3 separate regions of the Homo sapiens genome follow, and regions 1 and 2 are each linked to region 3. The links are chromatin loops, found by intact Hi-C in ENCODE. Cell type or tissue: HCT116. All regions are shown on one strand.

The links. Hi-C counts contacts between places; a loop is a spot of excess contacts. Peaks named below come from ENCODE experiments on the same cell type or tissue, not always from the same donor. Only the 100,000 strongest peaks of a DNase experiment are listed, where the experiment ranks them.
Region 1: a loop joins it to region 3, with 13 times the contacts of the local background. A loop is called at or near these places in 10 of 110 quality-filtered maps.
Region 2: it touches region 3 in a loop (8-fold over the local background); 3 of 110 quality-filtered maps call a loop at or near these places.

The regions. Positions count from the first base shown.
Region 1 is chr4:119,458,077-119,466,076 of GRCh38, forward strand. It overlaps the pseudogene SEPTIN7P14. Among named protein-coding and RNA genes, the nearest start is that of LINC01061, 51 kb to the left of the region's middle. In HCT116, a CTCF peak has its summit at 4,851; a DNase peak (open chromatin) is centred at 4,875.
Region 2 is chr4:119,781,333-119,789,332 of GRCh38, forward strand. No RefSeq gene overlaps it. Among named protein-coding and RNA genes, the nearest start is that of LINC01365, 19 kb to the right of the region's middle. In HCT116, a CTCF peak has its summit at 4,838 (motif pointing left); a DNase peak (open chromatin) is centred at 4,829.
Region 3 is chr4:118,977,204-118,985,203 of GRCh38, forward strand. The region is part of intron 1 of SYNPO2 (synaptopodin 2); the gene reads left to right. SYNPO2-AS1 (SYNPO2 antisense RNA 1) reads right to left here and starts at 7,516. Exons shown (of 3, transcript XR_939120.3): 1 at 7,430-7,516; 2 at 1,348-1,409. In HCT116, a CTCF peak has its summit at 4,765 (motif pointing right); a DNase peak (open chromatin) is centred at 4,778.

The sequences.
Region 1 (8,000 bases), 480 kb after region 3:
GGTCTAGATATTGGTATTTTTAATTGATGATAAGCTGGAATAATATTAATACACACAAAGCACGTGTTGTAACTTTTATTATGCTTCCTTAGAGGTAAGATGCAAATTTGCCCTCAGCCAGTGTAAGATGGTAAATATGACTTCATAAAATTAAAAAAACAGAAGAAGTACAGTTAATCGAATTATCTTGACTAGAACTTTCCAAATTTGTCCTAAGGATTCTCCTAGAGATGACACTGTGACATAGTAACCAATTCCCCTGGAGTTGTGCTATGTAGTATGATAGTCATTTGCCACATGTTTAAATCAATTAAAATTAATTAAATTAAAATGCAATTTCTCATTTGCTCCAGATATATTTCAAGTGCTCAACAGCCATATGTGGCAAGTGGCTGCCATTTTGTGCAGCACATATATGAAGATTTTCATCATTGTAGAAAATTGCATTGGACAGTGGAGAGAAAACATGATTCATAGAAAAACTATTGTTATTTAAATACAGTGTTCTATATTAGTCAGTGGGATAATACCATATCATAGTTGAATGGCAATAGCAATTCTGTAAGACTCCCAAGCTATATGTGATCTAATTTACTGCTTCTCAGTCTTTGCTATGCATTCCAATCCTGGGTATCCTGTTAAATTTATTTCTTCTAGTAGTTCTGAGATGGGCTGCCTTTCTACATTTCTAACAAGATCCCAGGTGATGCTGATGCTGCTGGATGGTAGATCACACTTTATAAAGCAAGGGGCTAGACTCTAGATATGCACTTTTTATTAAATAGTACAGCAGCCTGTAGCCACATGTGGCTATTAATCTTTGAAATGTGGGTAGTCTGAATTGTGATGTTCTGCAAATATAAAATATGCCACAGATTTCTAAGACTGAGCATGGAAAAGAAAATCTCCGTAATTTTTTATATTGATCGTATACTGCAGTGATAATATTTTGGATGTATCGGGTTAAATAAAATTGACTGATTTCACCTTTTTCCTATTTTAAAAGTGGCTACTAAGAAAATTTTAAATTACTTACATGACCGACATGGTATTTTTATTTGGCAGCGCTGCTCTAAGCTGTTGATGAAAAATATTGTTGGTGAGCTCTGCTTAGGTAATATATAGGACACGAGCAGAGAGGAGGCACGTGAACAGTTCTGGCTGGAGTAGGCTTCATTGAGGCCATGATGCTTTTAGCTGGATTTGAAGAAGTGGTAGTGATCATCCCAGTGCACAGGATAGGAGGACAGTCTATATATTCTGAGCAGTAACTCATATATATCATACTGCAAGACCCCAAAGGAGTAATTTTGTGAAGTAAATCTTATTTCTCCTTTTTAATGTTTCTATTTTAGGAATTTTTTTTTTTTTTTTTTTTTTTTTAGTAACCTTCAGAGGGCTTGAGATTTCAAATTACCTGCAAAATTCTACTCTAAAAACTTGATCCTACATGCTTATTTATTTTGTGATAAATATTGGAAATTTTAAACCTAAGCAAGAAAATGAACTTTGAACTTTCTTAATTTGGGTATCTATTATGAATACCTTCACTTAAGTATTTATGAATTTAGATATGAAAGGTAAAACTAACCACTGTCCAAATTAATATACAGTTCATTTCCAGAACCCTAGTTTCTTCCATGTGCTCACTCGCATTCAGTATTACAACCCCCAAAGATAAACACCTTACTGACTGCCTTCTCCATAAATTTGCCTGTTCTTGAACGTTATATACGTATACTTTTTTGTATCTGTTTTCTTTCAGTGAAGATTATGTCTGTATTATTTACTCATGTTGGGTGTAGTTGTTTTTTTCATCGTCGTATAATACTCCATTGTGTGAATGTATCAGTATATCCTTTATTATTTATTGTAGATAAGCCTTTGGGTTTTCAGTTTTTTACTAACGGGAACATTCTTGTGCATGTCTTAGTAGACTTAGGCACTCATTGCTGTTGTGTGTGCATAAAGATATAAAGGTATTTGAGTTTATTTTATTTGATTTCTAGTGAGGTTGAACATGTCTTTTGTACTCAATAACTTCAGATTTCATTAAAGTCTTTTGGTAATCTTAATATTTTCTGTCATTTTCTTGCTGATTTATAGGAGCTTGAAAAATCACATTTGAGAAGAGGATTGGATCCTAGCCATAACATAAATATAAGGGTAATTACATCCATGCTGAGAAAGATTTAGGAATGATAGTAAGTTCATTTGAGTGAGTGGTTTGGGCCAAACTTGATAGAGAATAGTCTAGGAAGACATTTACTATAAACGGTAGATTAAATGTTCTTGCCTGATGAATTACATTTGAACTCTGAATGACTGAATCACTCAAACTGCTTATTTGTATTATTAAATGCACATTTAAGTTATGTATTACATGTCTTTAGTGGTGATCACTATTTTATCAGTTCCTCTGTCTTTCTTTATACCAAGTATGACTCATAAACCCAGTATTAATTTGCCAAGAGATTGGCATACTATTTGTATATATGCTTTTCTTTCAAATAATCTGGATTTCCAATGCCCACAATCATTGATCCTAAAGAAAATGTGGGAGTAGGTAAACTCAAACATCCCTACCATCACCCCTGGTAGGAAATCACTGGTGTAATGTATGATATTAACATCTGCACCAATTACTGTTATAGGTGGAACCAAAGTTTTAATCAAAGAAGGTGGTGTTCAGTTGCTGCTTACAATAGTTGATACCCCAGGATTTGGAGATGCAGTGGATAACAGTAATTGGTAAGAAGGATTTGTCCTCACAACTTTCCAGTGTATTTGGGGTATTGGGGTGGTTAAACTTTCTCTTCTTAACATTTTAAAACTCTTCTTAGCAAAGGTCACCAAACTTCAAGTAACATGACAGGTTTGTATACCAACTTTGCCACTTATTTGACAAAGTTTAACTTCAAAGTTAAACAAAGAAGTTTAACTTCTTTGAACCCATTTACTTTTCGATAAAATGGAGATAATACCTATCATAAAATTGTTTTTAAGACATATTCCAAAATAACGTAGCTAGATAGAAGAATTCTCATTATTGTAAGAAATTTAAAACTGTTTGCTTTAATTTTATCCATTTGTATAAATTCTATCTCAATCCTAATTTAAACCTGATATTTAGACCTTCAGTTTTTCCATAAGTCCTAAGTGAAGAAAACAACTATGAAATTTTAGTCTGAAGTAATTATCTTAGTATTTTATAAATAACTTTTATTTTTGTTTGAATTCACATTGTTTTTGAGGTATTTTTCTGTCAACTCTTAAAACTCCTAAGTTCATCATGAAGTTTTTATATTATTTAAAGTAATCTCTCATTTGAAATTTGAAACTGAATATAATTGTTTTCATATTATGAAGTGTGTTATTAATACACTTACTAGTGCCAATAATATGCTAATAATTTCAGCAATAAATATTTTCTTTCATTTGGAAAGTTTTGAAATAATGAATAAAGATTTATTCAACATAATTTATATTTTTGAATCTTTATATAGAATAACTTGACATATCTTCCCTTGGTAAATTCATTTTGCTTATTTGAAAATATTGATTATTGTCCTTTAACAGTCATCAGTTAATTCATATGTAGAATTGCAACTTAATTGTTTTGTTTATTTGCATTCTATAGCTGGCAGCCTGTTATCAATTACATTGATATTAAATTTGAGGACTACCTAAATGCAGAATCGCGAGTGAACAGATGTCAGATGCCTGGTAACAGGGTGCAGTGTTGTTTATACTTCATTGCTCCTTCAGGACATGGGTCAGTAACCTGATAGTTCTGATTCCTTTTTGTTGTTGTTGCTTACTGTTACCTTTATGTGCATATTTGAGTAATCTTTAAGTTTGTGAAGTACATACAACTATACCCATTATTAAGTACCAAATTTCATGTAGAAATGTCTTAGTTGAAAAGCCTTTTTAAGTCCTGTGTAAGCTAACAGTGATTTTACTCCTTAGTTCTTATTCATAAGGATTTTCCCTGCTTCATGGAAATAAACAGTGTTGCCACCATGGTTTGAGGTCTCAATGTGGCAAATTTAGCTTTCATGTTGAACTACCAAATAAAGAGAAGCAGCCAAACCAGTTAGACATATTCAAAATAAATCCAAAGATGCTATTTATTATAAGTCTCATAAGAGATGGTTATCAAAAGCACTTGCATGCCAATGTTTTCTTGTGCCATTTCTTTCTGCAAGAAATCTGTTTGGCTTCTGTTTCACCTTAGCTGTCATAGACATGTCGTTTAAGTATCATATTGTCAGTACTAACCTTTTGTTTATTAGGACATAAGACCTAAGAATCTAGACATTAATCTGATGTGATTGTTCTGTTTGTTATAGTTAGCCTGTACTCCCTTTTTTTGTTCTTTGTACTTCCCCTTTCATTTTGAGTACATATATGTGTCATTTGTAACTGCAGATTTTTCCAATTATTCTTCCTCAGTCTTTTCCTTTGGGTAAGTAACTCAGCATACATAATTCAGCCACCTGGTAATTGTAACGCCACCATCTCTCCACTAAAAGAACTGTAGTAGCATCAGGCTAAATAGCATTAAGTTATCTAACACATTACAGTAGAGTAAACCAATTCCTTCAGGTATACTTTTCTCTTCCATTTTTGGCTTCTCACTCTCTTTTTTTTGTTTGTTTTTATAGATGGGTCAATGCCCATTATCACTCTAGATGGATAAGGGAGCCTTAATTATATACTTATATTTTTGCACTGTCAGATTGGAGTGGGGTAAAAATGTTTCTTCTTTTATGTCTAATACTCTTTTTTTTTTTTTTTTTTTGCTGTGCCGTAGACCATTACATAACTGAAGACTCCCACCTTCAGGCAGGATTGGGTAGTACGTGTTTGTAACTACCTGGCATTGCCTTTTGTTGAGGTAATTTCAGTTTTTATTATTATTAGTAGTAGTAGTATACTTTAAGTTCTACGGTATATCTTCACAATGTGCAGGTTTGTTACATATGTATACATGTGCCATGTTTGTTTGCTGCACCCATTAACTGGTCATTTACATTAGGTATTTCTCCTAATACTATCCCTCCTCCATCCCCCACCCCACGACAGGCCCTAGTGTATGATATTTCCCGCCCTGTGTCCAGGTGTTCTCATTGTTCAATTCCCACCTATGAGTGAGAAACACCTATGCGGTGTTTGGGTTTCTGTCCTTGCGATAGTTTGCTCAGAATGATGGTTTCCAGCTTCATCCATGTCCCTGCAAAGGACATGAACTCATCCTTTTTTATGGCTGCATAGTATTCCATGGTGTATATGTGCCACATTTTCTTAATCCAGTCTATCATTTTATGGTGTTCTCAGTTTACATATTTAAATCACTAAACTGACTATTTGACTTAAAAGGCTCAAAAAAAGTCATCTCAAAAATACAACACACTGCATAACCTTTTATAAGTATTTGTGTAGCTTCTTGAATTTATATTTTTAAATCATTCTCATTTAACTTGTCAGGGCCTTTTCCTGAAAGCCAGCAGAGTGAAATCTTAACCTGCAGTTAAGCCAATAAAATTTGTCAGCTTATAACCAATTTTATTATTTTAGATTTTCTGGACTCTCTCCAACTATAGTAATTCTCATGAAATCACATTCCTGCCATCCCCTTGGGGAAAATTTTATTTCTTAAAATTGCATGGGAAATGAGAGCTTTTTTAAAAGAAAAAAATTTTTATATTCAAATGAGATGTAGTGGCTTTGTGCCATTTCTTATTTGTCACAAGGGGTAAGATGTTTAAAATTGCTATATCTTATATATAAAAATGTACCTTTGAATAATTTCTCAGTTTAACTATTTTTAGAAATGGAGCAAAGTTTTGCCCATTGGTACATGATATTGTGGATTAAGTGAAAGAATATGAGGCTGGGCGCGGTGGCTCACGCCTGTAATCCCAGCATTTTGAGAGGCTTAGGCAGGCGGATCACCTGAGGTCGAGAGTTCGAGACCAGCCTGACCAACATGGAGCAACCCCGTGTCTACTAAAAATACAAAATTAGCTGGCCGTGGTGGCGCATGCCTGTAATCCCAGCTAATAGGGAGGCTGAGTCAGGACAGTTGCTTGAATCTGGGAGGTGGAGGTTGCGGTGAGCCGAGATCACACCATTGCACTCCAGCCTGGGCAACAAGAGTGAAACTCCATCTCAAAAAAAAAAGAATATGACACAGAATTTTATGTATAGAGTTCCAGGTACCCTGCTCACTACGGACTGAAATTCTGTGCAGTCTAACAAATGAATCAGAGCCTTTCCATCTTGTCTGGGTAGTCCCTAGATTCCCTTTTTAGAGGGTTTTGTTTTTAGAGTGATTATAAATTCGTCCAACAGTGCACTTTCAGTGCCTTCTACCTCCCTCTACCAAGTATGAACTGCATGCATGGCTGATTTATGATTTCGGCTATTATCGCTTCATGTGCGTTGTTCACTATTTTGTAACTGTTATTAAAGTAAAATACTGACTTGGAACATGAATTTTAAAATGGTGTTTTATCCTTCTAGTATTGATTCCCAGTTTTAGAAAAATTGGTGTCATCCAGTGAGTTTTATACAGAAGGATTTTTTCCCTTAGAAATATATACATACATACAAAAAAAATTTGTCATTTTCCCTGTAGTTGTTTATTATGCTGTAGAATTTGAGGCTAAATAGTCTTTTCTCTCTACTGTGGGTTTACCTTCTAGAAATGATAAAGGATTTTCTATTGCTAAAAAACAAGATTTAAAAACTAAATTTGTTGATGAAAAGACTAGCCAATATAAATCTAAATGGACAGAGGGAAAAAATTCACCCAGAATGTAATACACATGTGAACTAAATGTTTTCTGTTGCTGACGTTTTGTAGGCTTCTGAAATTTAATGAGACTTTTACAAGGTTTACCTTTTTTCCTAAAGTTTAATTTTTAAACTGACTTAAATGTTTTTTGACCCTTTGGTTATATTTAAGAAGTTGACTTCTCTAATTTCCTTGTCATGTTTATTTTTAAATATCTTTCTCTTTAAAAGTTGGGATACTATAATAAATATTCAGCAAGTATTTTGCATTTAAATATAAAATCTTGTTATTTGGATTTTAATACTTTATATTAAATGCCTTTAAGATTTATTAAAATTTTAGATTAACTGAACTCTGCTTTTTTGTCACTGGATTAATAAGCAGGCTTGTATCTGACATAATAGCTTAATAAGGCAGTGACAATTTAAATTTGTCATGAGTATAAATTGAAAAATCATAATTTAGAAATCGGAGATTGAATATTTCATGGCATTTATATTTAGTGTTTTATATAATGATTAATGAAAAGAAGGAAAACTTAAATTTTTTTTCAAAGATGGATAGGTTCAGGCCAGATGCAGTGGCTTACTCCTCTAATCCCAGCACTTTGGGGACCAAGGCAGGAGGATTGCTTGAGGCCGTAGACTAGGCAACATAGTGAGATCCTGTCTCTACAAAAAATTAAAAAATTAATTGGGGCTGGGCGCAGTGGCTCATGCCTGTAATCCTAACACTTTGGGAGGCTGAGGCAGGTGGATCACCTGAAGTCAGGAGTTCAAGACCAGCCTGGCCAACATGGTAAAACCTCGTCTGCACTAAAAATACAAAAATTAGCCGGGTGTGGTGGTGGATGCCTGTAATCCCAGCTACTCGGGAGGCTGAGACAGGAGAATCACTTGAACCCGGGAGGCGGAGGTTGCAGTGAGCCAAGATTGTGCCACTGAACTGCAGACTGGGCAATAAGAGCGAAACTCAAAAAAAAAAAATTAGTTGGGCATGGGGGTGCACTCCTGTAGTCCTAGCTACTCAGGAGTCGAAGTGGAAGAATTGGAGGCTATGGTGAGCTATGACTAAGCCACTTCCTCAAATATAAGGAAGAATATAATCTGACTAAAGGATTGTCTTTAAATTTAAAAAACTTAGCCTTATGAAAACTTATTACATTGTCCTCATTTTGACATAGATCAGTAAAAAG
Region 2 (8,000 bases), 800 kb after region 3:
TATACAACTAAGAGCAAATCCAAGAGCTGCAGGAATTGTTTATGGAGAATCTCTAAATAAAGCAGAAACTTAGAACAACTGTAGTTGGAGAACCTAAGAATATTTGATGTTGATTTCAATTCTGATAAAAGAGAGGAAAAATTCTAGCAAGACTTATATGAGATATAAATGATATGGAATACAGAAATCAGTTCACAATAAAACCTCTGTTTAATAAGAAAGAGAAAATATTTAATTTCTAAAACATTTTCTTAGCCCCCTGAGATATAATTTGTTCCTTAGTCTGAAAATATTGAAGGAAATGTCAGAATCACACAATATTATTTATAAGGTTTTGGCCCAATAAATAATTATACTCATTAAAACTTTACTATATATTTTTCTTATTCCTTAGCTTGAATTCAGTTACTATCAATGTTTTAGTTCAAAATTATACAAAGAAAACAATTACTTTAAGCACTTTAAATACATAAATTGAGTGAAACCAGCTGATAATTTCAATAAAAATTTGTATCCAGAGTAGTCAGAAGTGGTAGGTCAGCCCCCAAACCTCTCTTGATTGTAGGGGCCTAAAGGCTTTTCCTCTATGGGTATGCTTCTTCTTATCACAGCTTTTTTCAAAGCAAGTTGCACTTGCCTATGTTTGAAAGGCTGTTCTCAGTACGCCAGTTCTTCATATCTTATATAAATAGATTTTCAGTGATTACTTTCCAGTTTCACATGATACTGCATTATAAAAATATCTCCGTGTTTCTGATGTTTAAACACTTCTCATGTCCTCAATGAATAATTAAGCATGACTCCCTATTCAGTTTTCATAGCTTCTAATATAAAAGACTTTATAACTTTTATAAGGAAAAAACAGTATTCAGAATATGATACTCCATAGAAAAATATTGTATTATTCTGTTTTCACACTGCTATAAAGAAATACCTGAGACTGAGTAATTTATAAAGGAAAAGAGGTTTAATTTACTCAGAGTTCTGCATGGCTAGGGAGGCCTCAGGAAACTTACAATCACTGTGTAATGCAAAGAGAAAGCAGGCACATTCTTTTTTTTTTTTTGAAATGGAGTCTCGCTCTGTCACCCAGAATGGAGTGCAGTGGTGCGATCTCGGCTCATTGCAAGCTCCGCCTCCCGGGTTCAAGCCAGTCTCCTGCCTCAGTCTCCCGAGTAGCTGGGACTACAGGCGCCCACTACCACGCCCAGCTAATTTTTTTTTTTTTTTGTATTTTTAGTAGAGACGGGGTTTCACCATGTTAGCCAGGATGGTCTCGATCTCCTGACCTCGTGATCTGCCTGCCTCAGCCTACCAAAGTGCTGGGATTACAGACATGGGCCACTGAGCCGGGCCGCAGGCACATTCTTCACAAGGCCACAGGTAAGAGAAGCATGTGTGAAGGAGGAATTGTCAAACACTTATAAAACCATCAGATCTTGTGAGAACTCCCTCACTATCCCAAGAACAGCATGGGGGAAACTGTCACCATGATCCAATTTCCTCCCTCCCTTAACACATGGGGATTACAGGTCTCTCCCTTAACAGGTGGAGATTACAATTTGAGGTGAGATTTAGATGGGGACGCAGAGCCAAACCATATCATTCTGCCCTGGCCTCTCTCAAATCTCATGCCCTTTATGCATTTCAAAACTTATCATGTCTTCTCAACAGTCCCCCAAAGTCTTAACTCATTCCAGCATTAACTCAAAAGTCCAAGTCTAAAGTCTCAACTGAGACAAGTCCCTTCCACCTAGGAGCTTGTAAAATCAAAAGCAAGTTATTAATAGTTACTTCCAAGATACAATGAGGGTGCAAGCATTGGATAAACTCTCCCATTCTAATAGGAGAAACTGGCCAAAACAAAGGGGCTACAGGCCCCATGCAAGTCTGAAATCCAACAGGGCAGTTATTAAATCTTTAAGCTCCAAAATAATCTCCTTTGACTTCATGTCTCACATCCAGGGCATGCTGATGCAAAGGGTGGCTCCCACAGCCTTGGGCAGCTCCGCCCCTGTGGCTTTGCAGGGCTCAGGCCCTGCGGCTACTCTCATGGGCTGGTGTTGAGTATCTGTGGCTTTTGCAGGTGCACAGTGCAAGCTGTCAGTGGATCTATCACTCTGAGGTCTGGAGGACAGTGGCCCTATTCTCACAGCTCCACTAGGCAGTACCCCAGTTGGGACTCTGTGTGAGAGCTCCAACCCCACATTTCCCTTTTGCACTGCCCAAACAGAGGTTCTCTATGAGGGCTCCACCCCTGTAACAGACTTCTATCTGGACATTCAGGCATTTTCATTCATCTGCTGAAATCTAGGTGGAGGTTTACAAACCTCAGTTCTTGACTTCTGTGCACCTGCACACCCAACACCACGTGGAGGCTGCCAAGGCTTGAAGCTTGCATCCTCTGAAGCAACAGCCCTAGCTGTACTTTGGCCCCTGCTAAGCTGGAGCTGGAGCAGCTGGGACACAGGGCACCAAATCACAAGGGTGCACGCAGCAGTAGGGCCTTGAGCCCAGCCCACAAAACAGTTTTTCCCTCCTAGGCCTCTGGGCCTGTGATGGGAGGGGCTGCCATGAAGTTCTCAGATGTGCTCTGAAGACATTTTCCCCATTGTCTTGGCTATTAACATTTGGCTCCTTGTTGCTTATGCAAATTTCTGCAGCTGGCTTGAATTTCTCCCCAGAAAATGGGTTTTTCTTTTCTACCACACAGTCAGGCTGCAAATTTTCCAAACTCTTATGTTCTGTCACCTCTTAGATGCTTTGATGCTTAAAAATTTCTTCTGCCATAATCCCTAAATCATCTCTCTCAAGTTCAAAGTTCCACAGATCTCTAGGACAGGGGCAAACAGTCACCAGTCTCTTTGCTAAAACATAGCAAGAGTCACCTTTACTCCAGTTCCCAACAAGTTCCTTAACTCCATTTGAGACCACCTCAGCCTGGGCTTCATTGCCCACATCACTATCAATATTTGGTCAAAACCATTCAACAAGTCTCTAGAAAGTTCCGAACTTTCCCACATCTTCCTGTCTTCTTCTGAGCCCTCCAAACTGTTCCAAACTCTGCCCATTACCCAGTTCCAAAGTCTCTTCCACATTTTCAGCTTATTTTTATAGCAGTGCCCCACTACGTTGGTACCAATTTCCTGTATTAGTCCATTTTCACACTGCTATAAAGAAATACATGAGACTGGGTAATTTAGGAAAGAGGTTTAATTAACTCACAGTTCCACATGACTGGGGAGGCCTCAGGAAACTTGCAATCATGGCAGAAGGTGAAGGAGAAGCAAGAACCTTCTTCACATGGTGACAGGAGAGGGAAGCAGGAAGAAAGAGCATTCAAATACTTATAAAACCACCACATCTCATGAGAATTCACTCACTATCATGAGAACAGTGTGGGGGAAATCACCCCCATGATCCAAGCAGCTCTTTTCCTTAGACACGTGGGGATTACAAGTCCTTCCCTCGATATGTGGGGATTACAATTTGAGATGAGATTTGGGTGGGGACACAGAGCCAAACCCTATCAAATATGCTAACTTAAAAAACAGAAGTTTGCATAGGAGATACAAATTTGTAGAATATAAAGGTAATATTCATCAGCAAAGTCCTATTGCATTTTAATTTCAAAGGGATTAAATTATACATGGTTTAAGTTTTTACCTGAAGACGTATATTAGAATTAATTATTTTGTTTTTCAGTTTTAATGAGGAAACTTTAAATACCTGTTTTTAAAGTCTGCATTAATACTGTTTTATTCTAATAATAGCTCTCAGCTAGCAGTACTGTTTTTTAACAAACATTTCTTTTTTGAATACCTATTATGATGGTCAGTGCTAAATTGTCAATGGGATAGGATCCAAAGGTAAATTTGATAAAAATTCCTATCCTTGGGAGACATAGAAAAATACATGCACTTTTTTTTTATTATTATACTTTAAGTTCTGAGATACATGTGCAGAACATGCACATTTGTTACATAGGTATACATGTGCCATGGTGGTTTCTTGCACCCATCAACCCGTCATCTATGTTAGGTATTTCTCCTAATGCTCTCCCTCCCCTAGATCCCACCCCCTGACAGGTCCCGGTGTGTGATGTTCCCCTCCATGTGTCCACGTGTTCTCGTTGTTAAACTCCCACTTATGAGTGAGAACATGCGGTGTTTGGTTTTTGTTCCTGTGTTAGTTTGCTGAGAATACATTTAATTAGAGTTAACTAACTACTTAGAGAAGTACTTCTAAAATTATTTTGGTCTCAGGACTCCTTCAATCTCTTCAAAATTATTGGGGATCCTAAAGAATTTTTGTTTGTTTAGCTTATATCTATCAATATTTACCACGTTAGAAATTAAAACTGAAAAAATTTAAAATACAAGTATACAATAATAATACATTACTTTAAGTGTCAGTATGATCATCTTATCCCATGTCATGTAGCCTCTGCAAAACTCTACTGTACATACACTTATGAGAAAATGAGAATGAAAATGCAAAAATGTCTTAGCATTAGTGATAAAATATTCTTGACTTTACGAAGCCTCTGAAAGGGTCTTCAAGGCCCCCAGAGACTATAAGTTATCAACCAGTAAACTAGAGGAGATGTTTGATGCTATAGTTGATACGTCATCAAAACATCATGATGATACAGGAAAGAGAGTAATTTATATCAATCAATGATTAAAATTGTTAATGATTACCACTTCACTAATACTGGTCTCCAATTGATCCTAGATTTCAATAAAAAGCAAATAAATGAAATAAATAGCAACAATAGTTTTTACCAAGTAGTTCAGTTCATGAAATGAAGGCATTCCCCTGCCACCTGGTGGCAAGGTGTCCTAATTAGGTATTAAGGGTTTTTTTGTTTGTTTTTTTGAGTGGCACACAATTGCAATATATCTTAGTTGCAAATTTAGAGTTTTTTGAATGTTGATTCTACCACTAAACATTATAAAATTATATTTGGAACCTCTGAAACATGCCAACCTAATGCTAAATAGTTCTTCAATACAATAAAAGCAAATAGGCTAAAATCCAACTGTGTTTTAAAGAACCAATCATTATGCAAGGTTTCCATAGTGCTTTGAATATAGTTGGACTTCAAAATTTCAAGGTGACAAAAAGATAAGTTTTCTTTGTTATTCTCTAATGCATTTTCTCACCGTGTAGTAAAAGAAACAGTAAGAGGAGTCTACAACTGCTACTACATTTAGGTTTTGTGAGCTCAGCCTGGGGTGGGAGGTTGAGAAAATGTCCTAGAAAAGATCACTGTAGCAGACTCCGATTCCACTCTACACAGAGAAGTTCCTAAGGGAATGTATGTTGCTGCAGCAGATGAAATACATCAGTACATGGATACCTGGAAAGAGCAAGTAGGGCAGCAATGGAGGACCAGAAGAACTTCAATCCTAAGAAAAATGGTAGGATGATACGAAATTGTCTGAGGCTATTACTCTTTCTTGGGTTAAATCATATTATCTTCCTTATGTCTTGTTTCTAACCATGACAATAAGACTAGATTTTATTATTTTACTGAGGCACTTTTGAGCTTTTGTAAATCAGTAACTTACTAACTGATAATTTTCATAAGCTTTTAGCATCCTTCCCAATCTTGAGAGGTACAATATAGCATAGAGTAGTGGTGCCAACCTGGGAGGATGTGAACATTTTGCAAGACACCTAAACATGAAGAGTTTTAAGGGAATCAATTTTCTGACACTTTACTTCCATATGTAGCTTTTCCCCAAAATTGTTCTGCCAGAAATCAAGCCTATATTCACAAAAGCCCAAATACCACTTTATGAAGGATATGCAAATTCCTCATTCATTTTATAAGTTACTAAGGTGCATTACCCTGAAGGCTAAACAAATCTGGGTGCCTAAGGAAGGGGAGGCCTTTCCCAGTGATTAATCATAGTACCATGAACCTAGAGGGCTTTTAGGCTCTCCCAGCTTCATACATACTTTTGTTAAGGATAAAGCCTAGAGGTAGAAATGATATTTTTGCCACTTAAGAATGCGGTGAATTCAGGTAGGTATAAAGGTATAAATTTTTATTTAGCAATGTTGCTTCTTTCCTTCTTTTGGTGTTTTTTTGTTCGTTTGTTTGTTTGACAAGGTCTTGCTCTGAGACAAGTTCTTGCTCTGTCACCCAGGCTGGAGTGCAGCGGCACAATCTTGGCTCACTGCAACCTCTACCTCCAGACCCAAGGGATTCTCCCAAGTAGCTGGTACTACAGGTACACACCACCATGTCTAGCTAACTTTTGTATTTTTTTAAAGAGATGGGGTTTCACTATTTGCCCAGGCTGGTCTCAAACTCCTGGGCTCAAGCAATCATCCCCTCTCAGCCTCCCAAAGTGCTGGAATTACAGGCGCGAGCCACTGTGCCCAGACTTCTTTTGTCTCCTATTTCAAAAAAATTCTTTTTTGAACTTCCATAAGGAAGTTCATTAAGAACATAGCAGAAAGAGCATCAGTAACAATTATTAAATGCTTAAAAATAATATTTTCTGCATATTTAAATGACAGGAAAGCTTTCCTATTCTTCTCAATATTATTCTTTAGTATTTAAAAGCACCAAAGAATAACCTAAAAACATACAGTACTAAAGCTTTGTTTTAAATATAGTTGATTATTTTCTGGAAATATTGAAAATTTTAAAATATATTAGAAAAAACTGTGGATAAAATTTTAATGCAATTTCTTTCAGACTTAATGTGTTTTGTTCAATAGTGATTAAAATCTGTTTTTTCAAGTCATGTCATGTGAGATTTATCCTGATTACCATGAATTCTCCTCTTACTTGATCATAAAAATGTTAAATATTTTCTATCTCTTTTTAATAAAAGTTAAAATTATAAACTAGCCATCGGACCAACTGTCACATCTGTGACAGCTTTTGTTTCAAATTATGTTTCGAGAAACGTTTGTGTAGCAGAAAACCTTGGAAAAAAGAGATAGTGTCACCCCTGGGCACAGAAGGCAGAATTGTTTTTGAGCAAGATAAAAAAAATATTCCCCTTTGGGGAAAAGGTTGAGTGGGTTTACTAGCAGACCCTTTAAAAGATTGAGAGTTTCCCAAGCTTGGGATTTCTCAGTTGTTACAGAAATCTACTGGGAGCACATTGTCCCCCAGGTGACTTGGTAGACAAAGGAAGCCAATGTAAGCATGGAGTTCACACTACTCACTGCCTGCTGTGCTGTGAGTACTAAAGTTCTTTGTCTCTGACCCAGAAGTCTCATGTCTTCTTGTCAGCATCTGTGAAACTGTAGCAGGCTCATTTGGTAACTTGCAGGCAGGGTAAAATTTCAGGCCTTTCATAGTTCTTGCCAGGACTAACACTTTACAAATGGAAAGTACAAGCCTAAGGCAGCAAAGAAAAGGCAAGGAAGGAGAAGAGAGGCAAGCAGTATACTATACTGATTACCATAACAAAACCACAAAGAGACATAGCAAGTTATTTAGCAGTCACAGTCACTCTGTGTTTTAGACCTTTCTGGAAGGGTTTAAAGGAGCAACCCATTCTGAGTAGTCCATAAGAGAGAGAAAAAGGAGGGGGAAATTTTCTCCTTGGCTCCCTTCCACATCCTCTTCTCCTTGATCAAGATTTACATCCACGGTGATCTAGCTCCCCCATACTTCTTGGTTGCATCTTGGTGGCTGCTCAGAAAACCAGTTCCTATTCTTTAAAGTATAGTGTCTTATTCAAATATGAAAGTGGAAGAGTGACTTTGTGCAAGTAAAGTGCTGACCATGGCAGAGAAAGAAGGGTGTAGACAAGAGAATTTGAGGTGTCCAAGGTTTCTATTTTAATATAATGTGTAACAAATTTACTTGCATGTCAAGCAGTTCCTATGTTTCTTCTTTCCATAAAATTAAATAGGAACCTAATGGAGTTTTCAGCTGATTACACACACACACACACACACACACACACACACACACACACCCCACCACCAACAAGAAACATTCATTTGTGTGACCTATGTTA
Region 3 (8,000 bases):
CAGCTAAGGCCCGGGGAGAAATCGAGCGCAGCGCCGGTGGGCCAGCACTGCTGGGGGACTCAGTACACCCTCTGCAGCCACTGGCCTGGGTGCTAAGTCCCCCATTGCCCGAGGCCGCAGGGCTGGCCAGCTGCTCCGAGTGCGGGGCCTGCCAACCCCACGCCCACCCGGAACTCCAGCTGGCCCGCAAGCGCGGCACGCAGCCCCGGTTCCCGCTCACGCCTCTCCCTCCACACCTCCCTGCAAGCTGAGGGAGTGGGCTCCGGCCTTGGACAGCCCAGAAAGGGGCTCCCACAGTGCAGGGGACTGAAGGGCTCCTCAAATGCCACCAAAGTGGGAGCCCAGGCAGGGGAGGTGCCGAGAGCAAGCGAGGGCTCTGAGGACTGCCAGCATGCTGTCACCTCTCAACTTGAGGAGACACTAGCCTTGTGGGTGGGATCCAGCCATTCTCCTGATGGCAGGGAAGAGCTTCAGAGGCTAGAAATCAGACATGTCTGGATCATAATCCTACCTTGTCTGTGGAGCATCAACTCTGCCCTATAGAAATTTCTGCATTATGTAGGCCTTCTTTGAACGTATATCATGGTGAGTAGTGCTTGACCTTGTACAGTGTTAGCAATCCCACTTTTGACATCTCTAAAGCAACCCTGTAGGTTTATGGCATTGCCACTTATAATTTTGCAAAGACATAACTTCCACTCAGGAGTTCTGCAAGCCTGGTTCCAGGTAGTAGGTTACTAGCCAAGTGAGTGAACCCAGCAAATAGGACCTCATATATAGTCCAACATAGTTTTGTTGTTATCAAGTTGCCGTTGCATGAATATTTTATGAGGGAATTATATGCTACTGTAGAATTTGTGGATTGGGAATTTTCTAAGATCTTTGGGTGAATTCCTTGAAAACGTCAATGGCTTATGATGTCATAACTTATTGATTTTCTAGTTGCAACTTGCTTCTTGGCCAGATTTGCCCATCTAAATTTCAAGCTTCTCTAGGAATGAGCCAAGTCACATCTTTCCCTTTGTTCCCCACAATTTAGCCCAAAGTTGCCCTCAAAGCAAGCATTTAACCTGCAGTTGCTGATTGATTGAATTACTGTATCTTGTTGTCATTTTATTTACTTTTTAGAATTCTAGATAATCATTTTCTCTAATTGTTCAGTTGCATCAAAAATAAAATATGACCGTTTCCCTAGCATAGTAAAAAGTGCAGTAAAACACAAAAGAGTTGGGTCTAGCATTAATTTTTTGACAAGAAAAACATGACAAACCATTTGCAGGGAAACTTCGGCTATACCTTATCCTCGTCACCAGTTGGCTTATGAATAATCAGGGTAATTTATATTACCTTGTTCTGTTTACTATATATATGTGTATTCCAATGGATTTTCCACTTGTCCCAATGATTTCCTGAAACGGAAAAACATTCAACTTCATTTACAAGGTAATGATTATCAGTGCCCAATCAAATCTCCCTGCTTCCAGATTTTTTAAAAAATGTTATTTATTTTGAGAAATGATGCCAGGACTTTAAGACTAATCATAGGTACAAATATACCTGTGTATTTCATGTGAAATACTCCTGCCATGACACACACACACACACACACACACACACACACACACACACTTAGCCCATTTGTTGAAAAGTGCCTGTAACCTTTTTATGTATAGGACTCCCTTGTCCAACTTATTGTTTTATCCTATGTAGTGCCCTTGAATTGAATTCTGCTTTTCAATAACACTGGCCCGCACACATAGCGCATTCTTACATCATTTCTGATGCCATTGCTCTAGTTGAAATCTTTATTGTTTAACACCTGTACTGATGCGATATACTCCAGAGGTGATTTTGGATCGGCCTCTTTCGCTTTCCAATCGTTCTGTGCATTTTGCTTTCTGGCTTGCAGCTCCATGGCACCTCTCATCTCCTTAGCACAAAACAAAAACACCCCTAGAATATGGCTCTGACCTTCCTGTCCAGACTTGCCTTCTACTATTTTCCCTTACCCTCCACAGTCTCTCCTGCTTAGCTATCTCTTGAATAGTGGCTATGCTTTCCTACTGCCGTAGCGTTGTTTTGCCAGTACTGCTTAGCATCTTCTCCCTTCCTGTGGAAAGAAAGAATTTTGTCACCTACAAAAGTCTTTGTATGCTGTAAGGCCGGGTCTCAAGGTAATTTACTTTGTAAACCCCTTTCCTGAGCCAATGACCTAAAATCTCACCCTCAGCTCTAAGTCAGAATCATATACTACCATCTTGTTTATCAAGTACTTACTATTGGCTGCCTTATTTTCTAGTTGTTTACACATGCAACTTTTTACTAGATTGCATGCACTTTGTGGGCAAGGCCTATCCCTGGCCTAACTTTGTATTTCCGTACTGTTTATGACAATGTCTTGCCAATGATATGTGCTCAGTAAATATTTGTTCACTGGTTGGATATCCTTTCATTATCTATACTATATTTTCAGCACAATGACAGGGTAGCAACAGAGGCATCTATTGCAGGAGGCCATACAAATTGTACCTCAGAAATTCATATAACCAGGAATTATAGTCTGAGCAATTACTTTAATAAGTTAGAATCTCTCTGTAATTATAGGTTACAGATGGTGACATAAAAACACTAGGAGGTCAGGAAGTTTCTTCCGCACTCAGCATACTTGAACTAAAAAGAGTGGACATTTCATAATTCTGAGCACCTTGGTCTATTGCTTGGTCTGTGCCTCGTGTTATTCTCAAGAAAGGAGACTGGATCTCAACCATCACTCATCCACACTTGTGTTATCTTTAAGCACTGTAGAGGAAAAAACTCTTTTGGAGTTTGAAGAATAAAGTTGGATACATTGCATAGTATATGCGGTTTTTAAGCTAACTTAAAGGGAAAGCTTCCTGAATGAAAATAAATCATATTAGTTTAATGATGGCTGCTATTAATAATGACATATATACCCATATATAGTATAGTGTAGTAAAAACTTTTCATCTGTTTTCTGGAAATCTTGATTTTCAACTCTTTCTAATGTATTTTTCTTTTGGGGGCCCACTCAGACCTTACAATATGTCTTCTAGAGGCACAGAGTGAAAAGCCTTGTTAGTCTGCTGATGTGCCTTCAGACCTTCTCCGGACTATTCCTTGACCAGAACCATCCCTTTTCTAGCTGGCTTTTCTGGTAGAGTCTATCCACACTCCTAGAACTGTCTACTGTTTGCTTGGCAAGGTCTACCTAGATCCTTCCTTGGCCTGCATCCTCCTGGGAGCTGTGGGGTCACCATGAGCCTTGTTACTTCTTTCTTTTCCCCCCTTCCCCAGCACACACCCACACATGCCATCATTCCACCGACTGGACTAATTTTATCAGAAACTAGACTTGTAAATTAACAGAGACATATATGATTTCACTTACAATTTGAAAAAAAAAGAACTTGATTAATAAGTGTCAGCATCACCATTCAGAGTATCTATAACTATCACAGCATAAAGTAGCTGGAAAAGAAGCACATATATAGAATCCAGTGGTTTTCAGATTCCAATTTATAAAATGGATAAAAGTGAACCTGGTTTAGTTAAAGAAGGGAGGGAAAGAGGACGCTGCCTCTTAGGCCTCATCCTGGTGGTGGCATGTGTGGCATGCCATCTGCACATAAGCCTATGAACCCCTAATCTGAGTTACATGAAACACTTTGCCTATGTGGAAACTGAGTCTGGAATGGTTAAGCGACTTGCTCACAGTCACATACCCAGTTTGTGGCAGAGCTGATTCTCAATCTCAAGTTACTAAGCACAGTTTCCTTTTTCTGGGCTTTTCCCACAGCACCAAATAACTGCTAGATAAAGCACTCTTTCCTGCTCATTGCGCTGGTCCAGTTTATCTCTGTGCCCAAGAGCAGTTTAGAAGAACTAGCATTTTCCATGCAAAAATCTTTGTTGAAGGAGATTCATGATTAACTGAAATCACCCAAAGTACCACAAACAATGCAACAAACCATGAAGGACAGCACAGCGTGTGTTTTTATCTGACCCATTTGTTCCAGGATGGGCTCTCTAGTTGAACAGCCTAACAGCCCTGCAACCAACCTGTCTCATAAGCCCTGCACAGAACAACCCAGCAGAATTCCTAAGCCTGCTCACATAAACAACCAGAGAAGTTAATCATAGGCATGAGAGACTTTTGGTGGTGGCCAATTAGAGCAGACCCCCCACAGAGCTTCATCATAGGGTAGCCACGTCAATGTCAATACCCTCCTCCGTGCAACAATCCTTGTGATTAATGTAATTACCATAATTACTGACCTCTCTTCTGAGAGTCTTGGCCACATGGAAGAGTTGAATGTTTTCCCTGAATGCGTTGTCTCCATACAATGTATGCCCTTAATTATAGAACATGATGTCATAAGTTCTGATTAGGGGGTTGCCCTAGAGGAGCTGAGGATTGGCCCCAAAGGCATAAGGGGGCCAGTTCAACTCATAGCCCACCCTAGTCCTCCCGGTCACATGCAGGTAGCCAGTTACTTGGTAATTAACAAAACAAGCTTGTGGTTGTTGCTGTCGTCCATTTTACTCCTATGTCTTTTGGGGCCTTCTTGGGAAATAAAGGCTTCCTTTTTCCTCATGTACCTCATAATTATTGTGCCCCAGAACTGCACATAATTATTATTATTTTTCCATTCAGGAGTTAATGCTTCAGCCAAACAGGTCTGGACGGAAACCCAGTTTGCGTTCAGAGGAAAATAGTTGACTATTCTCAGACTAGACCACTTGAGGGCGGCATTGCCTTAGGAGAGTGTGTTTTGACCAACTAATACATAACCTAAGGAGGAAATATGCAGCGTGGGTGTCACAGGCACATCACTGTAGTTCAGGGAATAAAACCACAAAAAATGAGAACATACTTCCAGGGAGTCAACTCACATTTAGGAATGAAGGAATAAATGTCTAATTTTAAATGTGGTTGCAAAGTTTTTTTTTTACATAACAGAATTGCTTGAGGCAGGCGCGCTGTAAACCATTTATATGGGGAGGGATTTATTCTGTGAAATGAAGTGCTATTGAAAAAAAAGATAATGTCCAGTGCAGTGTAGGAACAAAAAAGGCAAACTAAAATATATTGCACAATGAAGACTGGGGACAAAATCATGAGTATGTTTGCAGGTCTTCATAACCCTCTCGGATGCACATAGTTCTTCACCATGGACATGTCCCCATTATAACCTCTTTTAATTTGGCAGGGAGCTGCTCCTTTGCCTTTCCTTCATATTTTGGGGGTCAATCCAGATGAATGAGAGAAAATAAAAGAGGGGGAAGAGAAGAGAAGGAGGATGGTATGCCCCTCTGTACTTGGAGAATCACTAGCGGTGGTCTCAGTCACAGGGAGACAGACTGGTTCCGCTCATCTCTGATCCTGCCCCAGTAAATTACTTGCAGATATCTTTTTGGTAGTTTTCACAGGATGCTAATAAACTGATCAGCCTAGTATGCTAGAGATATTTAAGTTCTCTTTCCAAATATCACTGCATACATACCTAAATAACAGACCAATCATTGATTTCCAGAAACCTGTCTGGAAGGCATTCTACATTCTTTCCTTTGCTTCTTTTTATGGGCCACAGAAAGAACACGATAGTTCTTGAATACATTTCCCAGATTGTCCAAAGAGGTCAAACTCTTAATGTTAAGCACAGTTCTTTTGAGACTGTGGTTGTGGGGGAGAAATTAAAGAAAGATCTGGAAGCTAATGGAAGCTACTCAGATGAGTAGCTTCTTTAGTGCAACCTCAGCTGGAACGTCAGTGACTCTTGAAAATTCTTTCTTCCCTCCCAAGTCAATATCCTATCAAATTGCTTTCTGTATTTTTTTGCAAATCTCCAAACAGAAACTCATGGAACACAGAGGTAATCTTGGCTACTTTGCAGAGATGGCCAAGGAGATTAGGTGTGAACTTCTCCGGTTTTCTTCCCTTCATTGTTAACTTTGCCTTTATTCATCCCTTTCAGTCTTTTCCAGGATCTTGTTCCATCAAACATCTCCCTACCTCCACCCTTTTCTTTTCAACCTTTTCCTCTGTACTTAATGGGGAAAGTTCTTTACCTCATTTCTCTTTCCAGCATCTATTCTCTCTGCCTCCATTCACACTAGATTCCTTGAAACAGGTCTACACCAGACACCCCCATGCTCTGGCCTTCCTTTACTATTTCCCTTGCATTATTTTCTCCGGAAACTACCCTTTAAACCCCACCCATGAGCTACTCATCTCCAGGTGGCTCAATGGTTTCTTCTCAGCTCTTCCTCTTAGTGCATTACATTCCTATTACCATGATGGCAGCATTGATCTAAAATCCCCTGACCTCTCTCCCTTTGAAATACTTTCTTCATCAGAATTCAATAACAAGCATACTCACTCGCTGAACATTTCTCCTTAGTCTCTGTTGGCCCCACTTCTACTTCCTCCTTGATATAAGAATTTTTCAGTACTCAGCCCCTTTATCTGCTGTGTTCTTTACTGAGCTCATAGAATCCTACAACTTTAACTACCACCTCTTTGCTCATAACTCCTCAGTAATATTTCTAACAAGCTACGTGCCTGCCCTTCCAACAGGATATTTGTCATTTCCACATCTATGTCCTATATCATAGGCAAACATTTCCAAAACAGAACTCATCTTTCCTGCACAGCCTCCCCATATCCTGGTCCCAAACTGAGTTCCCCTCCTTACCTTTCCTCAACTCTCAAGTCAAAATTTCAACTATCCTTGACTTCCCCTTTGTCATTTGTAAGTTGACTGGACATGGGGAGCAGAGGATTATGAAATGTCTTTTCAGAATCCCCCTTCTACATGCGTTGAGAGTACTCTATTTCCAGCCTTCATTTCATCACCTAGACTTCTGAAAAGATCACCAAACTGGTGTCTCTGTCATGAATCCCCTCTTCCTCATTCCAGCCCAACCAATATTTGGCCATTAGCTATTTTCCAAAACAGTCCTTTCCATACAAAAGAAACTGGTAACATTAGTTGCTTCCAAAATAGGTGACTGGGAGACGCAGATGTAAGAGAGAGAAAATTTACATTATGTACCATCTTGTTCCTTTAAAATGCTGTGCCTTATAAATACATTAGCTATTTAGAATAATAATGTTTAGTTTAAACATTAGATATTATCTGTTTAATTAAAAAAATCCTCTTCAGTTATTCTTCTGCTCAAAATCCTACACACATTGCCTTTGGAACAAAATCAAACTTCATCATATCGTTCAAAGCCCCTAAAATGACCCTTCTACTTTTCCCTTTACTCTGCTTTCAGTCTGCCCTCTGACACACTCCACAGGCCAGACACAGGCCAGCACTCTGGATTCTCAGGCTTCCAAACCTTTGTTTAAACCATTCCCTCTGCCAGTGGTGTCTTTCTTCATCCCAAATTGAAGTCCTACCTTCCTTCCAGCTTCACCTCAGATGGCACCAATTCCAAAGTACTTTTCCAGATCCCAGCATTTAGAACTACTCCTTCCCTTCTGTAAGTTTCCTGGCCTAAGCACTTGATGAGTCTATCAAAGTCAGCCTGGTTTTGTAGTTATTTATGCACATGACTGTTCTTATCTTTGTATATTTTGCACTGCTTGGTTCAATGCATTTCACATGATGGATACTTGGGAAGTGTTTCTGAATGTCATTGGTCCTCAAGACACTGAGAAATCCAAAATTAGAACTGTTTGGATATGAGACCCACTGGCATCTTTTTGTCATTTACTATTGTTTGTCATTGACATTAAGAAGTACAAAGCTCAATGGGTTCCCTTTAGGTCAATGCTTCTCCTAGTGTGGTCCTAGACCTGGAGCACTTGCTAATGTGAAGATTCCCAGGCTCCAAGAAACCTACTGGTTCAGAGTCTCTGGGGTAGGATATGGCAATCTGTAGATTAAATACGTATCCCAAGTGCTCCTTACGTACACCGAAGCTTCAGAGCCACTGCTCTAGTAGGATGTAGCAGGGTTTGGGGGAAG